Linked DNA regions of Homo sapiens: region 1 is linked to region 2. Evidence: chromatin contacts called from ENCODE Hi-C or POLR2A ChIA-PET data. All regions are on one chromosome and are shown on one strand. The core of a region is the stretch at or near the end of the contact, and the rest is flanking DNA. Distances in the headings are between cores, read along the strand shown.

Region 1 (3,394 bases), core at 264-2,763, 81 kb after region 2:
GGGGAACCTGGACACATTAAAAAAAAATAACAACAACACTGCTGGTCAGAAAGGAAAATTGCACCATAGCCTTCCCTGCATCTGCTGACCTTTAAGACAACACAAGTTAATCATTCATTTCTCTGGCCTATCTGATCATCGAAGATTAACTCCTCTCCAGCCCTATTTCCTCCTTCTCTGGCCTCACCTTTGAGTTTCTGGCCAGAATGAGAACAGTGGCTTCTTGCCCCTTCCCCCTATGGCTGCTTTGACCTTCAACACCCTCGTTGCAATAGGGAGAGGGCAATAGAAAACAATTGCATGTGGAACCCCAAAGAATCAAGTGCACTGAGAGGTCATTGGGATCCTCCCTAGCCTTGCCCAAACAGTGCCAGGACAGAGAGTCTTCTTTCTTAAGACCCAGGGAGATTAGACTGCTGAGGGGTCAAAGGGGATCTGGGCTTGACGGCCCTTAAGGTGAGGCTCTGCACACCTGCAGGATGGGCAGCCTGGGGAGGCTCAGTGGGAAGGTGCCTGAACCCTGGCATGTCTCATTGCCCTCGTCTTTTCTGGCTAAATTGAATGGAAAGCTGGGTTGGAGTTGAACTCATCTGGCAAACAGGGCCCAGGTCTGCCACCTTTCAAGTTATTTCTGGAATACAAAGAGGTAATGGGAGGAGAGGGGGTCTTGGGGAATGGATGGTTCCTAGCCTGCAATGGTGCCTGTGGGGTTGGCCATCCTTGGATCACTGCTTCTGTCTGGCTCCGGTTTGCTCTGATACACCCAAGGCCACCACTCAGGGAGGCTCTAGTGGGATCCCTCAAGTCCCCCCATTGGTGGGGTTTTGCTTTGCTGAAAAGCTTCTCTTCCCAGTTCAGGACCCCAGGACAAGAGAGGGGTGAAGAGAAGCCTGGAAGCTCGCTGAAGCTCACTCTCTGGACCTCGACCCTGAATACTGTCTTCATCTCAGGCTAAATATGGGGAATGTGGTGGAACAAAAGATTTCTGTTTAAGGGTTTGGTGCTGAATCATGAGTATTTCTGAGCCACTTAGATGGTTAATGGGGGCAACAGGATGGCATTCTTGAAACTGGCTCCCAGGAAGGAGGGCAGTTACATTCTGGCGGGTGCCCTGCGTCAGTGTCTGCACTGTGGGACTGTAAGCCGTGGAGGCAGGAGGTCCTCTCTTAGGCTTTTCTCAAGTCCTCCCTTGTCCTCCCCTTCAAGGCCTGAGCCCTGAATCTTACACAAAACAAAGATTTAAAAGACATGGGCTTGAGAAGCAGGAGGGAAACGAATGCCTGGAAGCCTCTGGACTTCTGCCCTCTTTCCCCAAACAACCAGGTACACTGCCCTCCTGCTGCCTTCTTCCATCACAAACAGCACCATCTCCCAGGCCCTCTGTATAATCTGAGGACTCCCAGCTTTCAGGTAACCTTTGACCCACCCTTGCCCCCCACCACTCCATCCATCCTGCCCAGCAGAGGCCTGGGCAGCCCCAGGGACTTACTCAGCAAGCTGGAGTTGGGGAAGCGCCAGGCCTCGCTGTAGGAGGAGTAGGGGGTGTGGCCATAGGCATTGCCAGAGTATTCACTTCCTGTTGGAGGCACACAGGGGAGAGGCCTGTGAGGTGAAGGGCATCAATGCAGGGCTGGGGTGTGGGAAGGTCTGCAGGGCTGGCAATGGGCAAGCTCAGGAATGGTTGGGGAGACAGTTGGAGCCACGGCAGGGACAATGGAGCTCAGAAGGTCCCTCTGTCATCCCTTTTGGAACCCATCGATCTGGAAAATTTGGGGCAGTGTCCTTTTCCGTAGGTACTGGAGGCACTGGCTTGACATACTACAGCCCTCCCAGGAGGCCCAGAAGGTAGATGTTATAACTACCCCCATTTTCCAGATGAAGAAACTGAGCCTCTGGGATCTGCGGAAGCTCCCAGAGCTGGAGGGTTTGGTGGAGCTGGGAAACTGTGCTGTGAGTGTAGGGCCCAGGGACTAACTGCTCCTTCTGCTGCCTGGACCTTCTGGAGAAGGGCTCTTCTGGGAGGGCCCCACAGCAGGGGTATGGGGTTAGGGGCCAAAGAGGACATCCATATATATGAACCTTTTAGCCTCGCTAGGTATGAGTGTGTGTGTTTGTGTGCATGGGGGGCTGAGGGGAGGTGTGAGGGTTAAGGATGGGAGAGGAGGGAGAGCCCCAGAGGGCACACACCCTCAGGAAGCTGTGTCCTGGGACTTGGAGTAGTTTGTTGTTCCATCCTGAGTCTGCCGCTTTAAGCAAACTCAACGTATAAATTTACACAAAGTAAATCAGATCACCTCCTTCTGTTAATGGATTCTTGAGTTTTCCAAAGGAATTATTTACCGAAGAAATTACTTAAGAATTCCCTTACATAACAAAAACAAAGTCAAACTGATCACCACAGCTACTACCGGTGCTTGGTAAAGAGCTTAAAGTTTGTAAAGCACTTTCCCATACATTATGATCTTTTATTCTCAAGACTACCCCATGAGGTACTCATGGATACTACCAATTTATAGAAAAGGAAACTGGAGTGCAGCATGATTAAGCAGTTTGCCTCAAATCACACTGTTGTTAAATGTCAGAGTAGAACTCGACCTTAGGGCTCTTGACTCCAAATTGCAGATAATCCCTTTATTCACTTATGCGATAATTCCATTTACAAAGCTAGATTCCTGCCAACCCTGAGACTCAATGAATGTCCACCCAGCCTTTCAGAAACTCACCTACGATTGGGAGCTATGTGGTTCTGAGTCTCCTTCCCCAGACTCTTTGGAGGGGTTGCTCGAAACTCCCTGACTCTGGAGCTGACCTGTCTAGAGTCAAATCCTTACTTCCCATTTCCTGGTTATGTAAACTTGGACAAGTCACTTAGCCTCTCTGAGTGAGTGACTTACAGGTGAACCTTGGTTTCCTTATCTGTAAAATGGGCCAAATAATTATCCCTATCTCATTTGGTTTAATGAGAATTAAATGACAAAATATGTATTAAATGCTTAGCACCATGCTTCAAATATACAGGGAGTGCTCAATAAATCTAAGCTTTTATTATTTTCCCATTAAACAGGTGCGAAAATAAAGCTCAATGGAGGCTTAAATCAGTCATCCAACCAGTCTTAAGGCCTGGGTTGGGGTTAGTGGGAGCTGCTTTATTGCCAGACAAGTAGGCATTTATACAGGAAGAAGAGAGATGAAGAGGAGCAGCCTAAAGCAGAGAAAGGCTACTGGATCCTCTCCTTGTCTAGGAAGTCAATGACGGACTGAGAACACAGTAAGAAAGTTCCTTAGGGGCAGAGACTAAGTCTAACGTAAATCAAGCAAAAAACATGGGTAAAAAAAGGAAGGGGGTAAAGAAGTAAAAAAGCAAAGAAAAAAAAACCTAAGAAATAATCTAATC
Region 2 (3,183 bases), core at 94-2,593:
TGAGGCCTTTATGGCTTGGGGCTTATCCTTGGCCAGCAGATATTGGATACAGTTTCATGGAGTATACAGAGCAGGCAGGTTCTAAATGGATTACCATAGGCTTATTGGGGCTATGTTTAAAGCAAGTGGATGTGCAAACATTTGAGTTTGGCTTGGTGGGGTATTCCAGGTCTGGTCTCAGCCTGCGGTGAGGAAATTAATAATCAAGGGGCCAGCACTTTATATAGCACAAGGCAGGGGCCATGGATTAGGAAAGCCAGGCCTGGGGTTCATGCTTAAGTGAGGCTTTTGTTCAACTGGGAGGCGGTGCACAGGTGACTGGGAGGTGGAGGGGCTGAGATGGGAGAGAAAAGCACAGAGAGGGAAGACAAGCAAGCCTCAAGAGGATTGTGGCTTCTTCCGTCACTTCTGGGCCTGATCTACTACAACACTACAGAATCAAGGACAACTGTTTGAAAATTCAAGGCTGAATTCAGGTCTTTCATTGGTGAGTCAGAGTTTTCCTACAGACTCCCTGGGGGGCCCTTGGCCAAGCAACCTCTCCTCCCTAGGCCTCAGTTTTCATAAAAGGAGGGAATTGAACTAGATATGTGTCTTCATCAGGCTGACCTGCAGGAGCTTTTTACCAAAAGTGGCCTACCTCCTCCATCCAGAGGTTCTGATTCACTTGATCTGGGTGTGGGACAAGGACATCATGATGCCAGGGCTGAGGCCCTGTGGACCACATAGCTCCTAAGTCAGGGACCCTGAGGTCAAGTCCTCCCAGCTCTCCCACCTGGCCCTGGTAGTGTCTGTCAATACAATGGAGGGAGATGGTCTTTAACTTCAAAGAAAGGCCACTTACCGCATCAGCAGTACATTTTGACTACATGTTAATTTGGGTTGAAGGTAGAAGATTTTCTATTTTCTCAATCACAGGCTGGCTAAAACACATTTCAAGCTTCATTCTGGGGGGAACATAAATTGGCCTTCAACAGGGGGTGTCAAATTGGGGTAAAATTCTTGCAAATCTTGGGGAAACCAAATAAGTTTTTGTTTTCTCTTCACATAACTATGAAATCCCTAGCCACAACAGCAAATCTCAACATGCTTGATATTCAGCCCAGTTCTCTCCATAAAAGTTTCTGGAGACAATGAAACTCATCTATTGGGTTCTTAGCTTTAAACCTGAGAAAGCTTAAAAACAGGGAAGATTAGCTTTGACGTCTTGCCTCTGGGTCTCCTTCATGTGGAGCTAAAAGAGTAGTTCAGGAAATATCCACCAGGGGTCAGCATTTTGTACACACCTGACTGCTCTGGAAAGTGTTTTTGTTTTTTTTTTTTTAAATAGAAACGGGGTTTCACCATTTTGCCCAGGCTGGTGTCCAACTCCCAGACTCAAGCAATCCGCCCGCCTCAGCCTCCCAAAGTTCTAGCATTACCGTGTGAGCCACCACACCCGGCCTGGAAAGAATCTTGACAAGGCAAATAATCAGTTTGGTTCATGCTCTCAAATTAGTGAAGGTCTGGTTTTTCAAGACTCTCTAGGTGTTTCACTCTAAGGAAAAATTTATTTTCATTCACCTATCAATCAAGCTGAGGTGGGGCCTGACTCCTGACAAGTATCCAAATGTTGCCTATTGCCAATGTCTAGTCTCCAAGGGGTGACACCCGAGAAATTCTAAGTCTTCTGTGCCTGCTTTAAAGTCCACTTCCTGTCATCCTGTTATCTGTTGCAGACCTTTTACCTGTATGATTGACTGGTGTGTGGAATTAACACTTCCCTCCTCGGCCGGGGGAACACACCCACATGTTGGAACTCAGCACAGGAATCCCAACGGCGTGCCTACAAGGGAAATGCGTACTTTTGTGTGTTGGTGGGTAGTGGACAGAACTCGTAAAAGAGATAGATAAAATACCCAGGCACTCACTACAGTGGGGAATGGATCTGTTCAGGGGCCAGCTATGCCTGCATTCTTTCCCAGGGACAGTTGACACAGTCAGATGACTCAGGAAACTTGATTTGCTTGGAGTCAGAGCAGAGGAAAGATCTTAGTGACCAGGGACCTCAAGCTGCCCCACCTGAGCGCTCCACCTCCACTCCAAGGGGCTTCCTGCCAAGAGATCAGTATGTCTGTGTGTAGAGTCAAGACACATCTTCCTTAGGCCACAATGGAGTCACACTGACATCTTCGCCTTCCCTCCTTGGCAGTATTTATTATAAGTCACAGGAGTTTAGTTTTCTTTCAACTCAGGCCTGTGGTTGGAGCACAGGGAGCTAGGCTGGGGCTAGATCTTGCTAACCTAGTAGGCAATGGTAAGGATTCTAGTCTGTCCTAAAGCATAAATAGGCCTTGGACACTCTGAAATTTGTCCTTTCACCACCCCATGCTCTACTTCTAAGTGCTCTCTCTCCCCATCTGCACCCCCTAGTTCCTACAAAAATCTCCTCAAAGCGAGGCTCTTGGACAATTTGTTCCATGAAGACATCGAGCACGGTCCATACCAGCCCTCAATAACCCCCTCTTCTAGACTCCATGAGGACCTGTAGCCCAGACCCCTGATCTGCATGGCGCCTCTGGGGTCTTTCCAGAGGTGTATGTTTTAACCATCCCCTGAGCACCTTAAAGTAAAGATTCAGTGTTTTGCTGTTTGTGCTCCCTAGAGCACCTGGGCGCTTATCGGAAACTGATGAAAACTCACTGCCAACATATTCTGAAGTATATTCATTCATTTATTTAATTTATTTATTTTTTTATTTTTCCATAGGTTAATGGGGTACAGGAGGTGTTTGGTTACATGTAGTAAGCTCTTTAGTGGAGATTTGTGAGATCCTGGTGGACCCATCACCCAAGCCGTATACACTGTACCCTATTTGTAGTCTTTTATCTCTCACCCCCCACCCACCCTTCCCCCCAAGTCCCCAAAGACCATTGTATCATTCTTATGCCTTTGCATCCTCATAGCTTAGCTCCCACATATCAGTGAGAACATACAATGTTTGGTTTTCCATTCCTGAGTTACTTCACTTAGAATAATAGTCTCCAATCTCATCCAGGTCACTGCAAATGCTGTTAATTAATTCCTTTTTATGGCAGAGTAGTATTCCACCTTATAGCTATATCTATCAATATATATATATATATATCATATATCATATATAGATATCATATATATCACAGTTTCTTTATCCACTCATTGATT

Evidence for each region. A loop is a pair of places that touch in the nucleus more often than their neighbours do. ChIA-PET counts read pairs that join two places held with the same protein, here RNA polymerase II (POLR2A). Pooled maps may share reads with other maps.
Region 1: a map of endothelial cell of hepatic sinusoid shows a loop between it and region 2 (4-fold over the local background). The contact joins two enhancer-like sites. A Hi-C loop is called at or near these places in 22 of 168 maps with a recorded cell type or tissue (A673, CD4-positive, alpha-beta T cell, CD4-positive, alpha-beta memory T cell and 14 more), 5 of 37 single-sample maps with no recorded cell type and 20 of 50 pooled maps. POLR2A ChIA-PET finds 5 or more read pairs at or near these places in 16 of 52 experiments (B cell, CD4-positive, alpha-beta T cell, CD4-positive, alpha-beta memory T cell and 13 more).

The regions. Positions count from the first base shown.
Region 1 is chr2:113,218,603-113,221,996 of GRCh38, forward strand. It overlaps PAX8 (paired box 8), which reads right to left. Exons shown (of 12, transcript NM_003466.4): 11 at 1,490-1,576; 12 at 1-7. Among named protein-coding and RNA genes, the nearest start is that of PAX8-AS1, 16 kb to the right of the region's middle. Within about 2 kb of position 1,514, at least 11 of the 41 ENCODE cell types and tissues checked have a DNase peak (open chromatin) inside an H3K27ac peak, as active enhancers do; they include body of pancreas and stomach, where a contact is called at or near this core.
Region 2 is chr2:113,137,313-113,140,495 of GRCh38, forward strand. No RefSeq gene overlaps it. Among named protein-coding and RNA genes, the nearest start is that of IL1RN, 11 kb to the left of the region's middle. Within about 2 kb of position 1,344, at least 4 of the 41 ENCODE cell types and tissues checked have a DNase peak (open chromatin) inside an H3K27ac peak, as active enhancers do; they include body of pancreas and stomach, where a contact is called at or near this core.